2 separate regions of the Homo sapiens genome follow, and region 2 is linked to region 1. A link is an interaction called in ENCODE POLR2A ChIA-PET data of the cell type or tissue named here. Cell type or tissue: A673. All regions are shown on one strand. Links, peaks and the distances in the headings refer to the core of each region. The heading gives the core; the rest is flanking DNA.

Region 1 (15,500 bases), core at 4,451-9,450:
AGCCACTGGCTCTTGCTCCCAATCCTAGCTGCACCCCCGCGACCCCGCGTGGACAATCAGGGAGTCGCCTCACAGCCCCAGCCAGGGCCACGAGGTGAAAAGGAACTGGCCCCCACCCTGAGCCCGCTCCTGGCCCTCCAGAACCCTCCTTCACAGCTGTGGGCTGCCTCCCTCCATTCACACGCACTTCCCCCCTTCCCCAGGCCACTCAGCCGGCGCAGCTCCAGCCTTCGGGGGACAGGAGCCCCACCCCCACTTCTGTCTCCCACCACCTCGTGTGGCGCTAATCAGGAGAGGACAGCGCCATCTGCCAATCCCCTGGGCTCTGACACCCTTTAAGGTGTAGCGCACACAGCCTCAGGAGCCGCCATGACAACTGAAGATGCTACACGAAGGCCAGGGGATGCTGCCATGTCCCCCAGGCAGGTGCCCACGCAGCCTGTGGCCCCACGCCATGGTCCAGTGTGGGGGGAACACCTTGATTTTTAATAAAGAGACCAGAGACCCTGGCTGGGTCTCTCACCACTGCCACCTCCTAACTTAGTTTTCCCAGAGTTAATCGTTCATCTTTTCCGGTGTGGGGGTGAAATCCTAGGGGAAAAGCAGAGCTCTTCACACCCACACACGCGTGCCTGTGCGCGTCACCTGAGCGTGGATGGGCACTTATGCACTGGGGCAGGAGACGGAGGCCAGTGTGGCTCAGCCCAGCTCTGGGGATAGGAAGGGACAGAAGGACATTTCCACCCCCAGACTCAGGAGCCTGCAGTCTCCCAGGAAAGGTGGCTGATATCAGGGGAAAGGCACTGGCCCCAAACAAGCCAGCCAGGGGGGCTGGGCAGGGGCTGCTGCCAGGCTCTGTGGGACAGACCCAGGTGGGTGGTCAGGGCTGGGAGGTCATAGAAGGGGACAAGAAGGGCTGCAGGCCAAGAACAGCTCAGCTGGTGTGGGGCATGGAGGAAAGGAGAGGTGGGCATGGAGCAGTCGGGGACCCCTCTCCACTTAGGCAGAGTCACACGGGGGCTCTGAGAGGATGTGACGCCGGGATCAGAACTCCAGGGTGGCAGGGGCAGGCACTGGGGATTGTAGAAGCTGCCCAAGTAAAGGGCCAGGCAGGGGTAGGCCCCAGGAGGGGCAGGGCACGGTGGGCAGAGACGGTACTGAGGGCAGCTGAGAGGTGGGGGTGCAGGGTGGGAGCCTGGGGGGTGGGAGGCAGGTGGGGCCTGGGGTAGCCGAGCATCTAGGAACCTCTAGGACCCCAGGCGCAGAGGCCTGGGGTGGAGGTGGCCACACAGGACAGGAAGCAGTGCCCCATGCAGGCAGCGGCTTCCAGGACAACCAGACAGCCTCAGGGCAGGCCCGGGACCAGACCTGGCCCCGAGGCATTCGCCACGCACTGGAATTGATCTTGACGGGAATGTCCTCCTCCTGCCGAGCAAGAGCTCAGGAAAGGGCAAGGCCAAGTTCAGCTGGAGCCCGAGGACACGGTCCACAGCCACACAGGGGCAGCAGGAGGAAGGGGGCCGGGGAAGGCGCTGAAGGGAGGCTGAGCCACAGAGGGTCATGTGGATCTGGGGCTCTGCTCCCTCCTGCAGGTGGCCAGGAACCAGGAGCCAGGAGACGGAGGATGGAGCAGTTGGGGAGGACGTAGGGGGCAGACAGGTGCCCGTGCCAGTCACTAAGCAACCTGGCTTTCCCAGGGGCCACTGGAGTGGGACTCCTTGTGGGCCAGTTGTGAACAGTGTGAGTGTGTGTGTGCAGGTGAACACCTGCCTCATGGTGTGAGCACACAGGAGCAGGTGTATGTTGCCACATCTGTGAGTGTGAGCAGCTGTGAGCTTGGTCAGTGAACCTGTGGCTAGACCCCGCTGGGATATCCTTACTGGGGTCTGCAGAGTGGGCCTCACCCAAGAGGGGGCCACAGCTCTACGTCCACAGAGCCAGGAAACCCCTGCCAGGCGGCAATGTCTGTTCATGCCTGAGAGGGGACCTGCCCCACAGCGCAGCCCCTTCTCCCACCCACCATGGCACCCCCATCCTGGGCTCAGGTCTCTTGGGTCTCCGGTCTGGGCATCCCCCATCTCTTCTTCCCTGGATCTGCTCACTCTCACCCATGCCATGTGTTAAGAACAGGAGGCGCCCCTGGTTGCAGAAGTCTCAGGGGAAGAAAGCAAAGCTTCAACTGTGCTCCAAGGACCGGAGAGAGAGGGAGTCGCACTGAGACCCGACTTCCCTTGAAGACGCCAGCAGGCTGGTTTCTTTCTTACTTAATATGGCTAAGGCTTCTCTTTTTTGGTGGGGTACCCCAAGAAGGCACTGCCCCCCAATGTCACCCTCCGCTTCAGGGAGCCCAGCCTGCTGCTCAGAGGACCCTATTGGAAGCACACCCATCCCCCATTTCTGGAAATTTCCACTGGAAAACCATGTCCCTGCACTGAGCTGGGGCAAGGGGCTGCTCTGCCGTTCCTCACAGTTGCAAGTGACAGTGGGTCTCCCACAGACCCCGGAGAGGGGCAGCACTTCCGGCCAGCCTCAGAGTCCCCGCATCTCAAGACACTGGACTTTTTCTTGGGGGATCCTAGGGGAGAGAAGGGAAGGCAGGAACCCAGCCCACCTGTTTGTCCCTCCCTTCCTCGCCACAGCAGGTCAGAATGAAAAAAACCCACTTCCTGGCTGATCCGATCGGGAACCTAATCGTGTGGACAGCTGCAGCATGCCAGCCCGGCTGGCTCCCAGCTTGGGCGCTGGACGCCTCCCCACCAGACCCGAGGCTCGCTGCAAACCCCGCGCCGACCTCATAACCAGGACCTGGGCGCCGCCTGCCCCCAGCGCCTGCCACCACATCCCCTCAGCGCACACCTAGCGCCCACCATCCCTGGATTCTCCCGCGGCAGCTGCTCTGGGGCCACGGGAGGCAGTAATATTATAGATTACAACAAACAGGGGCAGCCCACTGACAAATAGGCCTGCGTGAGCGAAACGGTATATTATCCCATAAAAACGTCAGCGGGCGGAGCCCGAGCGGAGTGCGGTCCCACGCCCGAGGCCCTTCCAGGCCCCATCCTTTGCAGAAGGGCCTGGGCTGCGGGTGATTTTCCAGACACTGCACGCTGGCTCTGATGTTTTTTTTGCTTGTTACACTGTGTCTTCGGTGAGGGGAAATGAGGTCCCAGAGGTTAATGGGGACCGGGGAACCCCAGGGAAGCCGTTCCCAGGTGGGCGGGGAGCGGGGGCTGGGAGGGGGAATGCAGAGCAAGTAACCCACCTACCCAACAGACAGGGGCGTGCTCTGAGTCCAAGCCCATTCACAGCACGTCTGCGAGGTGGGGGACACAAGGGGAGGCCATCTCCCCTCAAGGAGGCTGTCCAGGAGCCAAGGGTTTCGGACCCTCCCCTGGACAGGCCAGGACGAGCCTGCCTCCCTCCTCAGGGGAACAAGGCAGTGCCTGTCTTGAGGGAGGGCTTCTTTTTGGAAACCTCTCATTCAGGATGAACCCATTAAGAAGGCAGGCAGCTTCTGTTGTTTGAGGGTGTCAGGAGGGCAAGGGGGCACCCCAAAGGCTGGGCGGTATTTTCTCGAGGGACTCCCTAGGCAGAGGCTGGCCCTGCTGCTACCCAGGAGGAGTCCCTGTATCGCTTCCACAGCAGCTGATGGGCAACCAGGCCCCTCTGAGAAGACCACTCCAAAAGAGGGCATATGCCATGTACTGAGCTCAGGGGGTTGGGGGAGACTCTCCGGTGGGGCGTTGGCCAGGACAATCACAGTAGCTGCCTCACAGGATCCAGAGGGCAGAGGACAGAGGACAGGTCCCATTTGTTATGGGCCTATATTCAGGTATTTATGGTAGGGAGGAAGCCAGACCGGGGGGCCCAGAAGCCTCTTCCAGAAGGAAGGGCAGGGGGGCACGATGGAGCAAGGCTTTCTTCCACCAGGAAAGTATTTATTCCCAGCGGCACTGGCTGAACTCTATCTGTGCTTGGGAATTCCCAGCCCAGGGACATGGACAGTCTCGGGCTCAGACCCTGGAGCTAGATCAGGGTATTCTGGGAAATATAGTCCTTTGGGAGTTAGAAGGCCCTGCCAGGATTGGGGGCGGGGGAGGCAGATTGAGTTAAGAAACAGCCAAGGAAGAGGAGGGAGTAAAGGGAGTTACCCTTACTCCAACCCCAGGGTGGATGTTTAAAACTCCTGGGAAGTGGCTATATATAAACATCTGCTGCCTCAAAAGACACCAGAGGCCGGGCACGGTGGCTCACACCTGTAATCCTAGCACTTTGGGAGGCCAAGGTGGGCAGATTGCTTGAGCTCAGGAGCTCAAGACCAGCATGGGAAACATGGTGAAACCCCGTCTCTACTAAAAATACAAAAAATTAGGGCGTGGTGGTACATGCCTGTAATCCCAGCTACTTGGGAGACTGAGGCACGACAATGGCTTGAACCAGGGAGGCAGAGGTTGCAGTGAGGCAGTGAGCCAAGATTGTGCCACTGCACTCCAGCCTGGCAGACAGAGCCAGACTGTCTCAAAAAACAAAAACAAAACAAAAACAAAAACAAAACACACCAGACGATGCTACTATTCTAGCTTCAGATCATATCCACAGTGGCTTTTCTGGTCAAGTAGTTCTGGGGACTCTTATTTTCGTGGGGAGACCTAAAAAGTCCGCAGAGAGGAGGCACCCCAACCAAACCACCCAGGATGAAAGCAGCATTCAGTGATTCCCCACGACTGTTCTCCGGTCCCTGCCTCCAGACACACAGAGAGAAGGAGAACAAAGGTGCCCGCCAGGGGACAGAGGTGCTACCTGCCACGCCTCAGCCTCCAGGAGAGACTGCAGCTGTCCCAAGCGCTCGCACATTATTTATGCTCACAGCCAGCTCTGATGACATATGTAAGTTGACAGCGAACATCCTATCAACTTGCTGGAGTGTATCCTGATTGTTAAAACACTCTTAAAGGTGTACAATCATTTATCAAATTAAAATAGCCGTGCCTTGCCAGTTCTTTTTCTGCCTTCCTGGATGGAACCCCCAATAGTCTCCATCCTCCTCCAGCCTCCTGGGTAATCTGCCCTTGCACCCAGGCCCTGCTTCTCAGGGGACAATGACCCTGCTGCCAGGAGCCCCAGCCTCGGCATCCCCTCCCCACTCTGGCCCAGGCCAGGGCAAGACCACTAATCGCCAAGAAGTGACAAACGCCAGAAGCCCCACCAATTAAATTTAAACTCATGCAAAGCTCAGTGGCTAGTAAATTATTATTTTTATTAGCTTGAACCAAGTTCCCGTAAGAGAGAAAGTCAACTTGCTCCCATGAATGGCTCTTGTATAATTTATTTAACTCTGTGCTCTTTGCCAAAGCCTGGAATATTTTTAGCTCGTTCTGTTGTTGGATTTGGCTTTTTTATGTGTGTTTCTGAGGGGTATTTTTAGCCTCATCCATGTTATTCTAACAGCCTCCTATGCATTTTGTCCTGTCTGTGGGGGCTGTTGAACCCTGTCTCACAGGGAGATGAGAGAAGATTTCTAAGAATAACCGGGGAACGTTTGGGGGGACGCGCGTTTTCCAGGGGAGATGTGCTATTTGCACAACGCCGTTCTCTGCCTGGCTCACTAATTTGCCTTATTACTCACGTGACCTGGATATTCCTACAGAAAGCGCGGCGGCTCCGTACCGGGATAATCAGACGTGGTGGCAGCACGAGCCCCACTGGGGGAAACCCACATTCCAAACAGGGCTTCGGCGGGGCGGGCGTGGCGGGCCACCGCCGCCGGTCCACGCGGCCCCACATTCCCGGATTCCCGTAGCTCCTTTGGGCTCGCGGCAACTTTGATGTCTAACTCTGTCACTTATGGAGCGGGACGGGTGACGTCTTCGGAAAGTAACTCTTTTCACACCTACTTAATGTTGCTAACTGTTGCAGAAACACTCCATCGTGTCATGGAGTTAATGAGGTATTTAAGAAAATGTATTTTTTTCTTTACAAAAAAATATCACATGATGAGGGAGAGGAGCCTGTGATGGGGTCTTTTCACACTAGGAAATTATCTTTTTTTTTCCTCTGCCAAGTTGGGGGTATTTTTTGGTTGTGTTTTTTGGTATTTTCTTTTTCTTTTTTTTTTTTTGAGATTGGCGGTAGGAAGCACTTTTTCAGCAGGAAAGAAGTAGTTTGCAGTTCTCCCACCAGAAGGAGCCTTCGCCTTTCTCCCACAATAACCCCAGGCTCAGAGCACCTGGTTTCCCAGGCTTCAGCAATTTACACCCCAAAGAAGACAAGAGAAGGGGCGGGAGGGGAATCTGAGCAGATTATTGAAACCAAGATGAGAAATAGTGCCTTGGTGGAGCCCTGGCCCCTGGAGAGGGGAGGCGTACAGACCAGGACAGGAGCGGGCCCAGCCAGAAGCCAGGACGGGGGGCTGTCTATGTGGGCCTCTCCCCAGGCCGGGGCTGCCTCGGATCACACACACACTCCCAGCAGAGGCGCCAGCCCCAGTGGCTCCAGGCAGTAGCACTGATGAAAAATCTTGGGTTGGTTCTTGTTGATTTCTCTTTTCTCCCCCCTAGATTTCACAGCTTTGCCTCCGGACCATCTGTATTAGAGACAAAATCTAACACTGAACTAAAAATAATGATTCCAAACATTTTAATTGCACCTTTTGGTGACAAGGTTACTGGAACAGCACTTTACCATAAAACCTGCGGCCCGAGTCTAAAGCTCCCAGCACTTTCATTTTTAGAAAAACAATGGAAGAAGCCTGGGAGCCCCATGTCCCCACCCATCAGGGCCCCTCAGACTGACATTCTGAAAGTGTTGGGTGGGGTTGGGGAAAGGCAGCCCCGGCAGCCAGCAGGAACAGCCTCAGTCCAGCCGGGGTGGCAGTGCCAGGCCAGACAGGCACAGGAAGAGCAGCCCAGCAAAAAGAGGCAGCCTCATGGAGGCCAGGGCCTCCATCCCCGATGGTTGGATTCTACTCCCAGACAGGCGGGAAGAATCCGGGTCAATTTTCCTTTCCAAGGGGCAGTCAGCAGAGGGAGGGGCGGGCTGGCTGCAGCTGTGGCCTGCGGACTGAAGCCATCCAGGAAAATGGGAAGCAAGGCAGCCAAACCAGCCATGTGGAAGTCCGCACACAAGACGCAAAAAAATTGTTTAACGTAATTATGCTTTTTTCTCTCTAAACTAGATCATATATAGACACAGACCAAAGCAAAGTGATCTGGGGTATAATTCTTTTTTTAAAAAAATACATGCAGCTAAATTTTAAAAACCAATACAATATTCTGGCTCTTAACAATTTCAAAAGGCTTTCTTTCAGCTACAGATGCTTCTAGCTGGATGTCTGCATGACCAAGTTGCCCATCACAAATGGGTTGAACATCTCCGAGCACAAGCGTTCTCTTCGGTCCGCAGGGGGGAGGAAATGGGGCCTCCAGGGACGGGGACACATGACCCTTCAGACCCTGAAAGAGGCAGCCCCGAGGGGCCTCCAGCGCCCTCTAGAGCACCCTGCGCTTGGGGAGGCTGGGAGGACCTGGGATCAAGAAGAAGCAGGGAGGACACAGGCCAGGCCAGAGCCCAGAGCCGTTTCTCACAGCCCTCCGGGGCCTACACGCCAAGAACCACGTGGCCAAACTTAGAATGAGCAAGACAAAGGGCTAGGCCACCCGACCAGGCGCCCACCTACCCGGGTGCTGCCTAGACCTGGAAGTAAGGGCAGAAGGGGGAGAATGCAGCTGGCCTGGACCTGGCCAGGATGTGAGCTGGGGCATGGGGTCAGGGAGAGTGCTGACCTGACCTGATGGGGAATTTGGCCTTGCCTCCCGGAGGGGACAGCCCCAGCCTGCCTGTGCACCAACATGCAAGCCTCAGTGTCAGGGGCCCCTGTCTCTGTCGTGCTGTTACTTGCCAGGCTGGAGGGCACGGTACAGTGGAGGTGGGGTGCACACAATCCCCCTACCCCCAGTGGGGGCCACCAGCCTTCAGCCAGAAGAGGGGCTGGTGGGGAGGCTGGCGAGCTGTCCCTTCTGCCAGGGCGGCCCCAGCCTCAGCGCCCCGTGCACCTGAGCCGGGTGGGCAGCAGCTCCCATGCAGGGGCAGGAAGACAAGCTTGATAACCACAGGGACAGCAGAAGAGATATTTTTAAATCACCCATCGCTCAGGCAAGTGCTTTTTCTCCTTCTCTTTCCAGTTACAAATCTAGAGGAGAAAAAAGAAAGGGAGAAAAAGAAGGAAGGGCAACAGAGAGAAAAGGGCAGCCTCGCCAAAGGCCCAGGCAGGGAGGGAAGCGGGTGTGGGCCAACCCGGGAAGTGCTGGGGAGACCCCTCCACTGGGCGGCTCCCCCATTCCAATCTCCTGGCGCTGCAAATGCTGGAAGCCCGTTAGCAATTAAGCAATTTCAAGTTTGTTTTTTTCTAGAAAATGTACGTTTTTCTTTGAGTGCCCTCCCTTTTTCCGACGTTTTCCTTTCTAGCCCCGTCTCTGCCATCCGTTTTAATCCACACACTAATTGTAATCCCATTAAAGCAGATATAATTTTATTAGTATTCACAGTTCATCAAGCTACCAATAATAACTGTTACTGCCAATTTTGTTTTTAAAAGCGACAAACATTTCTGATGTTTAGAACAAACTGTAAACAAAAGCCACCCATGTACCAGGGTGACCCGGCGGGTCCCTAGCGCAGCCCTGCGCGCTTCCCCCGAATCTACCCGCGCCGCCTGGTGACCTCTAGGGCTTCAGGCGTGGTAGCTGCCCCTACCCTGACCTCCCTCGACACTCATATCAAAGCCACCGGGAAGAGGGCTGCCCTGGAGGCCTGGGCCCGCTCTGCCAAGGACTGATCCTCTCGGGCAGGGAGTCAGAGGGGACCGCCCGAGAGGATCCGTCCCTGCGAGGCCCAGCACGGCGCCCCACGCTCTCCTCTTGGAGCAAATCCGCCTCGCTCTCCTCTTGGAGCAAATCCGCCGCACTCTCGCCTGCACCGAAATCCTGAGCGCCGCCCCGCGCCACCCCCAGCCCGCGCCCGCGCTGCCCTCCTCCCCGGGCCGCAGGCTGAGAGGCTGGGCCGCACTCTGGCCACGCTTTGTCCGGCTTTAGCGGGATACCAGAGGCACTCGTTAAGGCAAATGCATCCCTGCAAACCCATTCTCGCCCTGACACTTTAAGGCTTTATATAGAAACAGGATTTGCTCGTCTTACACCAGCAGTCCCTATTAACGCTCGCCCGGCGCACACACCACTCTAATCCGCGAGGCCGCGGCGTACCCTGGTCCCCTCCCCCCGCCACAACAGCCGTTTTGTTTCCGCAGAAAGCGCCTCGTTGTCCCAGCCCCGGAACGTCTTAGGGAGGTGAATGCAGAATGCAGAAAAGAGGTTTCCGTGGAATTTAGATCTGCAGGAGGGGGCGGGGGAGGGTGGCGAGGCGCGGAAAGGCTTTAATTTCAGCCGGCTCCGGGGCTGCCCCTCCGAGACCCCCGGGGGAGGGTGGCCAGGGAAGGGCCTCTCTAAGCCGCGGCGACGCAGCTTGGGGGGCTGGCGGGACGCGCGGCCCCGCTCAGCGCCCAGGCAGCCACCGCGGCCGGGGCCGGGAAATGAAACCAAAGCTTCTCTGCTCCCGGGAGCGGAGGGGTGGGCGCCCTGTTCCGCTCTCGAACGCTCCCGTCCCGCGCCCGCCCCGGCCGAGCACTGACCTGTGTGCGAAGCCATGGGCAACGGCGACGGGAAGTACTTTCCCGGCTGGAAGTGTGCGGGGGGCTGCGCGGCGGGCCCAGCCGGGGCGAGACGCGCGGCGGCAGCGGCGCTGCGGTGGCCCAGGCTCCCGCGCTCCGACAGCAGATGCGGCGGCGGCGCAAAGTCGCGGCCATCCATGCCGGGCCCCGGCCCCGGTCCGCCGCCGCTTCCTCGGAGCAGCGCGGCCGGGGCCCGGGGGCGGCTCGGCGCGCGGGCGGCGCAGAGGCGGCGGCGTCCGGGGTCACAGGCGGTGGTGGCGGCGGGGCCGGTCAGCACGCGGGAGGACTGGGCTTCTCGGCGGGCGGCCGCGCACCGAGCCAGCGGCCGCTGTGCGGGTCCATGGTCTGTGGAGGCAAAAGCAGAGGAGACACGGGTGACTGGGGGGCTCGGCTCGCCCGGGGGTCCCCGCCCCGCCCGCTCACCCACTCCCCCCACCCCCCACCCCCGCCGGCCCGAGCGAGCGGCGGCCAGGCCGGGTGGCGGGGCCGGGGCGCTCGGTGTCTCCCCGCCGCACGCGCGCGCAGCCCAGCACCCGGGGCCCCGCGCGCGCACGCACCGTCCCGGCCACGCTTGGCCCGGGGCAGCCGGGGGAACCCAGCCGCACTGCTCGCCGCCTCCCGTTCTCGTCCCCGCGGGTCCCTGCAGCTAGGGCGCCGCGGCGAAGAGGCTGCTGGCTCTGCTGGGTGATAAAAACCCAAATCTGCGAAGCCATCACGCACACTCGCACACACACACACACACACACACACTCACACGCACACCCTCTCCCCTCCCCCGCTGCCCAAAGGTGTCTCGGAGGAAAAGGCCTGGGGTCCACACTAGCTCTCCCCCTCTCCCCACCTCATGCCGAGGTCCAGCTTTTACTGCATTCCGCTTAACCGAATAACCATGCTAATTAAGCGAGTAATTTTATTGATTGTAACTCAAGAGTTTTTTTTTTTTTTAATAACCTTCCTTTTCTCCCCACTCCCATCCCCCTCATGCATCTTTCGGCCCATTCTTCTGAATCCACCGTGGTCCCCCCTCCCCAGCCCCAGCGGGACCAGCTCCTGTCCCCAGCATCGCGCTAGGACCCCAGGCCGGCTCCTCAGAGCCCCGGAGGCCCGCAACCGCCACCGGCATCACCTGGGCCGCCACGCCGCAGTGCCCGGCCTGCTGTCCCGGAGCCGGGAGCTTCCTGTTGAGGCTGTAACAATCACCCCGCCCCCCAATCAAATTCGCCCAGGATCTTCCTCTGCGGATTGGGGGCTTGGGGGTGTGTGTGGGGGGGGTGCTTTCAGAGTCAGAATGCTCTCTCTCAACGGCCCAAATCGGCCCTGGGATTTCTTCCTTCAGCGCCTGCCGGGGACCGCGAGCAGAGGCCGGTCTCCGCTCCGGGCAGTACCGGGCGGCCTGGGTACGCGGGGTCTGCGGCGCCCAGCTCGGCCCTCTAGCCGGGGAAGGTGGGCCCGGCCCAGCACAACCTTCTGCCAGCAGACCCTGCCCGGACCTCGGCCACCTAAAATAACCCTCACCTCCATTTTCTTCCACCCCCACCCAACGCGGAGCATCCACTCAGGCGAAATTGGGGACAATTTTAGACTCTGGGTGCGGAGGGTCGGAGCCAGTGATAGAAGCTGCGTGCACCACCGTGCTCCCAGGCGTCCCTCCGAAGGCGCTCCCTGGACGCACTTCACATATTACTCCTCATCTTCTAAATACGTATTGTTTTAATGTTTATCACCTCCAACAAAAGGGAGATGGATAGGCTTGATATTCCTAATTAGGAACTTTGCGGAAAACCTTGTGTTTTTGTAGCCATTCCACCATGACAACAAAGCGATTAAGATGTTTTCCATCTACTGAATACCTTTTTAAATTGCGATATTTTATGGTCCGGGTTCTAAAACGTCTTATTTGCAGACTATTTTGTGTTTGATTTAATCTATAACCGAAAACATAATGTATTAAGTGAATACATATTTGCTCAGCTGATAAGCTTTTTTAATATTTATTCGGAGAGCTTTTGCATTGTAAATAAATGGGTCTACACAAAGAGTTCTCTTTGTCTGGCAACTACATACAAAGGCGTTTGGGGCTCCCTTCCCTCTGGGGATCGCCAGCTCTCTCCCCGGGTCTAACAAATAGCTCGGCTCCCAAGCCCCGATCCCGGCCTGCAAAGCGAGCGCCCGGCCGCCAGGGCCCGGAGAGTGCTCTGGCGAGGGGGCTGCGAGCGCAGGGGTCAGGGGAGGGGCTGCCCGGGCTGGACTAGGGACGTGGGGGCCCCCAGCCCCGGCCGGCGCCTCCCGAGCCCCGGAGGGCGCCGGGCGGGACAAAGGGAAAGAAGGAAAGGGAGGGAGGTCAGAAACCTGCAGCTTCAAAGGCGCCGAAGGCCGGAGAGGGGCCGGGGGCTGCGCACGCGGGGGTGCCAGGCTTCCTGGCGGCCTCCAGGGAGTCGTGTGTGCTGTGCTTTTGTTTTGTGGTTGTTTTTTTTTTTTTTTTTCTCTCCAATAAGAAATTTCAAAGTTGAGAAAGCGCGAGCTGCCGGCGATTCTCGGGACGCGGGCTCGGCTACGAAGCAACAATTTTAATCTCCCACCCCCTGCGGGCGGATCGCAGGCCCGATTGTTCCTTTCTCACCAGCCTGCTCGACTTTTTAAGCAAACAGGAGGTGGATTACTGTCGCCTGCCTGCGCCGCCACGGCTCTGACCGGATTGGAGAGAGCTTTTCTTTGTGTTCTCTCCTCCCGGGGAGAGGCCGCGCCGCGCCTCCGCGTCTGCCCGCGCCGGGCTTCGGGGGCCTGGGGAGCCTGAGGCGGCCAGGAAGTGGGGCGAGGAAGGGCGGCCACACGGCCCGAGCTGGGAGTCCCACAGTCCCGCAGCGGCGACGCCGCCACCCGCCGAGTGCCGAGGCCCGGGGCCCACTCCCAGCCCAGCTCCAGGAGAGGCCGCGCCGGAGGACCGCGAGGACGGCGCCGCAGCGCCAGGTCGGGCTGAGGTAAGGGAGGAAATGGAGCGAAAAGTGGCGGCGGGCAGAGGGCCCCGGGCGGGCGGAGAATCGCTGACGAGGGCATTTCGGAAGGAACTGAACCTAGGAGCACAGGGCTCCCTCCCGGGAAGGCAGGGCGTGACCCTGGAGCCGCCGGTCCCTCTTGCCGCGGCCCCAGGCGTGGCTGGCGCGCTCCAGGATCTGGAGCTTCTACAAGTTTGCTTTGTTTCCTGCTTTTGCATCTAAAAACCCGCTCTCTCCTCGCCCGCCTGCCGGAGACCAGGACTCTGGCCCGTCTGCCTCCCTCCGGCGTCGTCTCCGGGAGCGCGGGCGCGGTGGGGCCTGCAGGCCGGGCTGGGACCAGGCGCGCCTTGGGGCGCGAGTGGCTCGGCCGTCGCCGCAGAACCCGCTCCCTGCGAAACAGCCGCACCCGCTCCCTGGGAGAGTCATGAGAACTGGGGTCGCGCCTGACCCCCGCGCCCGAAGAAAACCAGCCCGCGGACCCCGCCACACGGGCCGTGACCCGAGCCCCGCGCGCCGTCCCGAACGCGCGCGGTGAAAACGCCCCGCTGCGCCGGCCTTGCTCGGTCCCCCTCCTCCACCCCCACTTCTCCGGAAAAAAAAAATTCTGAATTGGGAACGAAGACCCGAAAAACTCGCCATGACCATTCCCCTCCCCGGCCCCTAGCTTCGGCCCGGAAGGCCCCTCAGGGCAGCGGCCGTGGGTACCACGACCCGGCCAGTTCCCCTCGCCGCGGACCGACCGGGCAGGGCCAACCCAGGACTGTTCCGGGGAGGGGAGCAGGGTAGGGGAGCGAATGTTGGGGTTCGTTCGTGGGTCACCCAGAACTGGGCGCACGCTGGCGGCGCCCGGACTTCGCCTACTGTCCGCCCGGTGCCACCCGCGCGGCTCGCGCCAGACGCAGCCTGGCGGTCCCTGTCCTGTCTTCGAGTATTTGTTTTTAATGCTGGGTGTCGATCGAGACAACAAGCGCTCAGAGCAAAGCAAGGATGCATTACGGGGGTAATTTTAAACCGATCGATAAGATTTTTCAGAGAAAAAAAAATCGCTCATAGTCCATATTTTTTAAGAAAAAAAAAAGCCTCAACATTTTAACGGATTTTGTTAAAAGGGAAGATATATACTTCTTAACATCACAATCCTGAATTTCTTTTGCTAAAAAAAATGTAAAACCCCAAAGCCAGAATAAAAAATAAAATAATAATAAAAATACAAAAACAAAAAAAAAATGAAAGCAATTTCAGTTACTTACTGGAGGCTGTTTCCTGGATACAACTGAATGCAATACAATTAAATCAGTAAATGTGACTTTGTTTTGTATTCCTATTGGTATTTTCAATGTGCTGACTGTTGCACTGTAAATGCACCGCTTCCACAACAACGACTCTAGCGAGCCCATCCAGAGCGGCTCTCAAACCTGCAGCCTGGCGCGGCGAGCCACGGGCCCTGCATACTAATAAGCTCGTGCCACTCAGCCCGGAACAGCCAGCGCGCTGATTGGCCGCGCAGCCCTCCACGGCCGGGAGCTCGTGCCACTCATTCGGCGTAAACAGGCCTCCCAATAGGCTGGCGCCGGGCCAGGGAACTGCCAATCAGGAAGCAGCGGGGCTACTACCAAGCCCGATGGCGCCTAATTCAAGCCCGGCGACTGCGCAGCTCCTCTGCGCAGATCATTGCTGCTGAATGGGAATGTGGTGGCGCAGGGCGGGAGAGGGAGCTGGAGCGAGCGAGTGCGCGTGTCCCGGCGGAGGGGGAGGCGTAGACACAGACACAGACACACACACACACATATATGTTTAATCCAGCAGGTCTAACGTTTGGCTTCTGCCGCACAGAAGGCCAAGGGAAGAAACACCACCACCCCTTAAAAGTAGCTGCTTTTTCTCCCTGGAATCTGTCTGGCAGGTGGCAGGTAGGCCAGACCTCCAAGCCCAGAGGCCTCCCCAGGTTGCCTGGCCCATCTACCGCTCTGAAGCTGCTGCCTGCCCGGACCCGAGCTCGCGGATGCACGCACGCACGCCCGCTGCTTGGGCAGCAAAAGCTTTGAATAGCCCGTCCGGCTCTCTCCTCCCCATGACCTGGGGATCAGACCCTGGGAAGTGAGTTCTGAGTCTCCAGCCGTCTACATTACTGGCTCTCAATTTTATCTCCCTCTGCCACACTTTGCAACAGAGCAGCTACTAAAATGAAAATCAGGGATTTATTGAGAAGACAAGGATTGCCCTTTCTTCATCTACACCTAGATTTAGAAAATATTTTCAGTTTGGTAATGGGGGAAGCGGGTATGGTGTGGTAAACCATGTATAGTATTTCTCAATGCTGCTCCCTGTCTGCCTATCTGCTAAATCCTCACTCCAACTAAAGCAAGCCACTGAACAATTTTTATCGTAATCAGATGCAAACCACTTCTAAAATATTCCGCAAACAAATATTTCTGTTAGAATTTGGTTTCCCACCCAAATGCTATTTATTCTCAGGGAGTCGAGGTGATGTCTTAGTGGCGATGGATACATTTATTTTTGCTCCTCTTTCTCCATGTGAATCTCTGCCTCCCCCTCTGGGGGAAAAAAGGATATTTAAACTAGGAGCCAACTGACAGATTCACACGCATTCGAAATTCTCCACCGTCTCATTCCGGCAGGGACACGAAAGAGTTAAACTCAAAGCCTGTTGTCTCTCTGTTTCCCCGCCCCCACTCCCGCTCCCGCGGGACCGCTGGGATTGGTTGGCACTCCGCCAGTGGACTGTCCATCACCGAGTGTAAACAAGGCGCTGATTGGCTGTTGTC
Region 2 (7,596 bases), core at 1,433-6,432, 160 kb before region 1:
CTGTGAGGAAGTACGGTTTCATCTGTTACAATCGAATGGGAAGCAGAGGTGATTTAGCTCTGCCTCCAGCATTAGAGTTAGACAGTTTAAAAAATTCCTGTTCTAACAGTTTCAGAGTCACAGCCTCTGCTTTTTACTCATATCTCCCCTCCTCCTAAATCAACTCTGGTTTTATTGCCTTGGCCCAGAAGGCTTGGCCAGCTTCCAGACCCCAAGCTCACAGCTGCACAGTTGGCATTTTTAAGAGACACCGTTGGGGGAGAAGAGGGCGAGTGCTTTGCAGAAGTGGCTGCTCTGGGTAGTGGGGGCCAGTGGGCAGCAGCCCCCAGGAGGTTCTTGCCGTGTGTAGGGGTCCGACTTTGGCTTTTTCTTCACTGTTCAAGCCAACAGGAAATGCCAAAGAGAAAGGAGCAAATTCTTTCTGAGCTGCTCCGCCACTGACTCAGAACTTTTCCCTGAAGGAGACAGAATAGAGAGGCTCCTCCTCCCCCGGCCTTTCTCTGTCAGGAAGCCTATAGCTGTTCTTGTATCCTGCTAGTTTATTTTGTGTCTGTATTTTGTCTCAAAACCACTCACTCGGGTATTTGACATCAGGCACCCTGTGCCTCTTCCCTGCCTGTGCCTTCCCTAGTCAGCCCAGGGAACTGCACCTCCTGCTCCGAGGTTCAGCTGCTGCCCATCTGTCTGGACAGGTGGTGAAAGGTGAGGCTCCCTCTACACCAGAGCCACCTTGCTAGTATACTGCACTATTTTTGCAGTCATCTGTTGGAAGACATTCTCTGGAGGTACTGAGAGCTCCTGAAGGCTTTATCCGTTTCTCATATATGAATTATTTTTTTTTAAGACGGAGTCTCGCTCTGTTGCCCAGACCGGAGTGCATTGGCGCAATCTTGGCTTACTGCAACCTCCGCCTTCTGGGTTCAAGCGATTCTCCCGCCTCAGCCTCCCGAGTAGCTGGGATTACAGGTGCCCGCAACCACGCCTGTCTAATTGTTGTATTTTTAGTAGAGACGGGGTTTCGCCACGTTTGCCAGGCTGGTCTCAAACTCCTGACCTCGTGATCTGTCTGCCTCTGCCTCTGAAAGTGTTGGGATTACAGGCGTGAGCCACTGCGCCCATCCTTAATGCATTAATCCCCTGCAGTTTGACTCGGAAGGCTAGGATAGAGAGTGCATTTTTCCAGACACGAGAGGAGAAAGAGGCAGAGGGATGAAATGTGAGGGAGGAGGACACGTCTCACAGTCAAGACTTCCGCCCTCCATCCCAGCCTCCAGGACGAGAGGCATGAGCTCCTATCCTCCGGGCTGTTGAGCACCGTCAGCACAAGGCAGAGGCACAGATGCCCGCTTGGGCCTATTTGGGAAGAATTTAAATTCTAGTTCAATTTAGCACTTGCGTTTATAGATGTAAGTTGTGGCAGTTTGCATTTTATAGTGATAGCCTGTAAGATTTTTAAAATGTCCTCAGAAATACGTCTTGATGTTGGGGAGAAAGAAACCTGTTCTAGCAGGAAGCTGCTCACCTTAGGCACAGCGAAGAGGAACCTTCCTTTTGGCTTCTTGTAGGACAGCATCAGCTTGCTGCTGGAGGCCGTGCGGACCAGAAATGAGGAGCTCGCCCAGACATGGAAGAGGTCTGAGCAGTGGGCCACCATCGAGCAGCTGTGCAGTGAGTACCCCCACCCCCTGCCCCGGCACCCCGTGGCTGGGGCCGGAGAGCAGCCCACTCTGCACAGCTCCCCACTGCCGGTGGTGCCCTGGATTCCGCACCCAGCTGCATCCTGGCAGGTGCCATCGGCAATGCAACGAGTAGAGACTCGGCCTCCCTGCCAGGCACGTGGCAGGCTCCGGTGATGGAGCAGACATGTTGTCCAGGCCGTACGTCTTAGGTACACAGCCCTGTAAATTTTATAAACCTGTACATCAGAGATACTAATCTCCAGGCATCCTAGGAGCACTTTGAACATCATTGTCTTAAGAGAATCAGAAACTTTATGGAAGCGCCGGAAGCGTGGGACCTTTTGGTCTCCTTGAGAATTTCCCTTTAGTGCTTAAAGCTGTAAGGAGGAGAAGCCTGCAGCATCCATGTTGTTGCTGGTGGACACTACGGAACGGACCGCAGGCATTGCGTGTCTTCCGGACCCTCAGTCACCAGGTCCTGAACGATTCCCCACTCGTGAGAACCTTCTGTCAGCATTGCTGCAGGGACTCCTCACGCACCGTGGTGCCTCGTGCAGCCCGAGTGCCCTGAGTCCCTGCAGCTGAGAGCACCAGAGTGCCCGGGAGCTACGGCCCTGGACAAATGCTAGAATCCTTCTGTTAACACAGCCTTCAAAAGACACATCAAACACCTTTATACCATTTCCTGTTTTTTTTTTTTTTTTTGAGACGGAGTTTGGCTCTTGTCACCCAGGCTGGAGTGTGGTGGCGTGATCTTGCCTCACTGCAACCTCCACCTCCTGGGTTCAAACGATTCTCCTGCCTCAGCCTCCTGAGTAGCTGGGACTACAGGCATGTGCCACCATGCCTGGATAATTTTTGTATTCTTAGTAGAGCCAGGGTTTCACCATGTTAGCCAGGCTGGTCTCGAACTCCTGACCTTGTGATCTGCTTGCCTCTGCCTCCCAGAGTGTTGGGATTACAGGTGTGAGCCACCACGCCCAGCCGAGGTTTTCTTTTCACACAATTCTTTGTTTATTATTTTTATTTTTGTAGAGACAGGGTCTCACTCTATTGCCGAGGCTGGAGTGCAGTTGCACAATCGTAACTCACTGCAGCCTCAAACTCCAGGCTCAAGTGATCTTTCTGCTTCAGCCTGCTGAGTAACTGGGACCACAGGCTTGCAACACCACACCCAGCTAATTCTTGGGGCTTTGTTGTTGCTTTTTATTTGTTTGTTTTTTAAAAATAATTTTAACTTATTTTAGATTCACAGGGTACATGTGCAGGTTTGTCACCTGGGTATATTGCCTGATGCTGAGGTTGGGGTATGATTGATCACATCACCCAGGTACTACACATAGTACCTAATAGTTTTTCAGCCCGCCCTGCTCTTTGTGTGTGTGTGTGTGTGTGTGTGTGTGTGTGTGTTTTGAGCTGGAGCCTCACCCTGTCTCCCAGGCTGGAGTGCAGTGGCGCAATCTTAGCTCACTGCAAACTCTGCCTCCTGGGTTGAAGCAATTCCCCTCCCTCAGCCTCCCGAGTAGCTGGGATTACAGATGTGTACCACCACACCTGGCGTTGCCATCTTTATGTACGTGAGTACCCATGTTTAGCTCCCACTTATAAATGAAAACATGTAGTATTTGGTTTGCTGTTCCTGCATTAGTTTGCTTAGAATAATGGCCTTCAACTGCATCCATGTTGCTGCAAAGGACATGATTTCATTCCTTTTTATGGCTGCAAAATTTTTTAATATTTTTGTATCAATGAGGTCTCACTGTGTTGCCCAGACTGGTCTCAAACTTTGGCCTCAAGCATTCCTTGCACCTCAGCCTCACAAAGTCCTGAGATTATACCTGGGAGCCACTGCACCCAGCCCTTTGATGCAGTTCTAACAATGACACCAGTCTTTTTTTTTTTTTTCTTTTTTGTTTCCCTTTTAGAGACAGGGTTTCACTCTGTTGCCTAGGCTGGAGTGCAGTGGAGTGATCATAGCTCACTACAGCCTTCAATTCCTGAGCTCAAGCGATCCTCCTGCATCAGCTTTCGGAGTACCTAGGAGTATAAACATGAGCCACTACACCCAACTAATGTTTTTGGTTGGTGTTTTTTTTTTTTCTTTAAGAGATAGGGTTGGCCGGGCCCGGTGGCTGGCTCACACCTGTAATCCCAGCACTTTGGGAGGCTGAGGCAGGTGGATCACAACGTCAAGGGATTGAGACCATCCTGGCCAACATGGTGAAACCCCATTTCTGTTAAAACTACAAAAATTAGCTGGGCATGGTGGCGAGCGCCTGTAATCCCAGCTACTCAGGAGGCTGAGGCAGGAGAATCACTTGACCCAGGAAGCGTAGGTTGTAGTGAGCTGAGATCGTGCCACTGTACTCCAGCCTGGGCGACAGAGCAAGACTCTGTCTCAAAAAAAAAAAAAAGATGTGGTCTTGCCATGTTGCCCAGGCTGGTCTCAAACTCCTAGGCTCAAGTGATCTTCCTGCCTTGGTTCCCAAAGTGCTGAGATTACAGCTGTGAGCCACTGCACCTGACCTTTTTTTTTTCCCCCCTCCTTTTTTTTTTGAGACAGGTTCTCACTCTGTCACCCAGGCTGAAGTGCAGTGGCATTTGAGGTCAGTCTCACCTTGACCTCCCCAGGCTCAAACAATCCTCCCGCCTCAGCCTCCTGAGCAGCTGGGACTACAAGCATGTGCCACCATCCCTGGCTGATTTTTTAAATTTGTTGTAGAGATGAGGTCTCACTATGTTGCCCAGGCTGGTCTTGAACTCTTGGGCCCAAGCGATCCTCCCGCCTCAGTGCTGAGATTGCAGTGGTAAGCCACCATGTCCAGCCAACTCTTTAATAATAGGCAGTTCTGACTGGTGTAAGTTCTGACTGGTATCTCACTGTGGTTTTAATTTGCATCTCTGATGATTAGTGATGTTGGGCATTTTTTCATGGGTTTTTTGTTTGTTTGTTTTGAGACAAAGTCTTGTTCTGTTGCCCAGGCTGGAGTGCAGTAGTGTGATCTCAGCTCACTGCAGCCTCCACCTCCCGGGTTCAAGCCATTGTCCAGCCTCTGCCTCCTAAGTAGCTGGAATTACAGGTGGCTGCCACCACACCCAGCTAATTTTTTTAGTTTTAGTAGAGACAGGGTTTCTCCATGTTGGCCAGGCTGGTCTCAAACTCCTGACCTCAAGTGATCCACCCACCTCGGCTTCCCAAAGTGCTGGGATTATAGGTGTGAGCCACCGCGCCCGGCCCTCATGGGTTGTTTTGTTTTGTTTTGAGACGGAATCTCACCCTGTCACCCAGGCTGCAGTGCAATCTCATGATCTCCACTTACTGCAACCTCCACGTCCTGGGTTCAAGTGATACTCCTGCCTCAGCCTCCCGAGTAGCTGGGACTACAGGCGTGCACCCACGCCTGGCTAATTTTTATATTTTTAGTAGAGATGGGGTTTCACCATGTTGGTCAGGCTGGTCTGGAACTCCTGACCTCAGGTGATCCACCTGCCTCGGTCTCCCAAAGTGCTGGGATTACAGACGTGTATACACAAGACACAAAGATCAGCTCAGGATGGGTCATAGGCCTAATGGTAAAAGGTAAAACTATGAAGCAGGCTGGGCATGATGTCTCATAGCTATAATCCTAACACTCTAGGAGGCCAAAGCTGGAGGACACTGTAGCCCAGAAGTGTGAGACCAGCCCACACAGCATAGTGAAGCCCCGTCTGTACAAAAAAACAATATTAAAAAAAAAAGAATTAGCTGGGCATGGTGAGTGGTCCACGCCTATAATCCCAGCTTCTGGGGAGGCTGAAATGGGAGGATCCCATGAGTCAGGAGGTCGAGGTCACAGTGAGCCATGATTATACCACTCCAGCCTGAATGACAGAGCAATACCCTGTCTTAAAAAAATAAAAACTGTAAAACAGTTATTAAGTTGAATCTCTTCAGGGCCTTGGGGTACGCAAAGATTCTTTTAGGCAGGATGCAGGACCTTGGGGTAGAACACAGAAAAACACTGGCATAAAAATAGGTAAATTGATAAATAAATTTATCTAAACAAAACACTTGTGCTCATCACAGGGCACTGTTAGAAACATGAAAAGGCACCAATGGGGGACGCAGTATTAGCAGTACATACACACAACATGACTTCTATCTGAAACTTAAAAATAACTCTGCCTGTTGTTAATCAAACAGAAAGCAGAAGAAGAAGCTGGGCGGAGGGTGAAACGTTTCACAAAAGGAAATGCAGGTCGGGCATGGTAGCTCACGCCTGTAATCCCAGCACTTTGGGAGGCCGAGGCGGTGGATCATTTGAGGTCAGGAGTTCGAGACAGCCAGGCCAACATGGTGAAAACCCATCTCTACTAAAAATAAAAAAAATTAGCCAGGTGTGGTGGCACGTGCCTGTAATCCTAGCTACTTGGGAGGCTGAGGTAGGAGAATCGCTTGAACCCAGGAGGCAGAGGTTGCAGCGAGCCGAGATTGCGCCATTGCACTCCAGCCTCGGCAACAACAAAAAAAAGGAGATGCAGGAACAGTCACTATCATTAGTCATCAGGGAAATGCAAATTAAAACATGAGAAGCCGTTACACATTCATCAGTGTGGCTGAAATGAAAAAAACGCGACAATGTCAAGTGTGAGTGAAGATGTGAAGCAGCTGGGACTCTCGTACCTTGCGAGTGGGAGGCAAAACCGTGCCACCCTCGCGAGAACTGTGTCTCAGGGTCTTAGAAAGTTCAGCACACAATTCATTACCCTGTGGGCCGGCAGATTCATTCCTAGGTAGGTTTTTTGTTGTTGTTGTTTGTTTGTTTGTTTGTTTTGAGATCTCGGCTTACTGCAACCTCGGTTCACTGCAACCTCCGCCTCCCAGGTTCACGCCATTCTCCTTCCTCAGCCTTCCTAGTAGCTGGGATTACAGGTGCGCACCACCACCCCCAGGTAATTTTTGCATTTTTAGTAGAGACGGGGTTTCACCATGTTAGCCAGGATGGTCTCCATCTCTTGAATTTGTGATCTGCCCACCTCAGCCTCCCAAAGTGCTGGGATTACAGGCATGAGCCACCGCGCCCGGCCTGTTGTTTGTTTTTGAGATGGAGTCTCGCTGTGTCGCCCAGGCTGGAGTGAAGAGGCAGGGTCTCGGCTCACTGCAGGCTTCCCCTCCCGGGTTCATGGGATTCTCCTTCCTCAGCCTCCTGAGTAGCCGGAACGGCAGGTGTCTACCACCACGCCTGGCTAATTATTTTTAGTAGAGACCGGGTTTCGCCATGTTGGCCAGGCTGGTCTCAAACTCCTGACTTCAAGTGATCCACCCGCCTCGGCCTCCCAAAGTGCTGGGATTACAGGCGTGACCCACTGCACCCAGCCTCACTCTTTGTTTTTATCCAAGAGAAATAAAAACACAGGTCCACAAAGAAATTGTAGAAGAATGATCCTGGCAACTTTGTTCATATTAGCTCAAAACTGGAGGCTGGGCATGGTGGCTCATACCTATAATCCCAGCACTTTGGGAGGCCAAGGTGGGTGGATCACCTGAGGTCAGGAGTTCGAGACCAGCCTGGCCAACATGGTGAAACCCTAGTTCTACCAAAAAATAGATAAAATTAGCCAGGCATTGTGGTTCATGCCTGTAATCCCAGCTACTTGGGAGGCTGAGGCAGGAAAACCGCTTGAACCCGGGAGGTGGAGGTTGCAGTGAGCCGAGATCGTGCCACTGCACTCCAGCCTGGGTGACAGAGCAAGACCCTACCTCAGAAAAAAAAAAAAAAAAAAAAAGCTGGAAACAACCCAAATGCACATCCCCCGGGGAGTTACGTTATTCACAAGGAGAAGCACCCTCTGCAACAAAAAGGAACCAGCAAGCACAGGCTCCCTGTTACTCCCTGTGGTGCAGGAGGCATTTTTCTGAGGGCATTAAGCACTTCAA

Evidence for each region. Peaks named below come from ENCODE experiments on the same cell type or tissue, not always from the same donor. Only the 100,000 strongest peaks of a DNase experiment are listed, where the experiment ranks them.
Region 2: POLR2A ChIA-PET joins it to region 1 with 10 read pairs; 11 of 35 experiments call an interaction of 5 or more read pairs at or near these places.

The regions. Positions count from the first base shown.
Region 1 is chr17:81,394,100-81,409,599 of GRCh38, reverse strand. It overlaps BAHCC1 (BAH domain and coiled-coil containing 1), which reads right to left and starts at 14,143. Exons shown (of 28, transcript NM_001377448.1): 1 at 13,965-14,143; 2 at 9,683-10,066. The coding sequence starts at 9,860. It overlaps MIR4740 (microRNA 4740), which reads left to right and starts at 8,822; the gene lies at 8,822-8,884. RefSeq lists silencers at 197-491, 15,431-15,500 and enhancers at 3,458-4,012, 6,804-7,329, 7,629-7,808, 12,188-12,796, 12,797-13,405 and 1 more. In A673, for the core only: CTCF peaks have their summits at 6,188 (motif pointing right) and 7,485 (motif pointing left); DNase peaks (open chromatin) are centred at 6,229, 7,519, 8,959, 9,269 and 5 weaker places; H3K4me3 peaks cover 4,252 bases; H3K27ac peaks cover 5,000 bases.
Region 2 is chr17:81,559,577-81,567,172 of GRCh38, reverse strand. It overlaps NPLOC4 (NPL4 homolog, ubiquitin recognition factor), which reads left to right. Exons shown (of 17, transcript NM_017921.4): 16 at 1,566-1,668. Among named protein-coding and RNA genes, the nearest start is that of FAAP100, 11 kb to the right of the region's middle. RefSeq lists enhancers at 6,085-6,184, 7,461-7,596. In A673, for the core only: no CTCF peak of the experiment used is centred there; a DNase peak (open chromatin) is centred at 6,292; H3K27ac peaks cover 1,700 bases.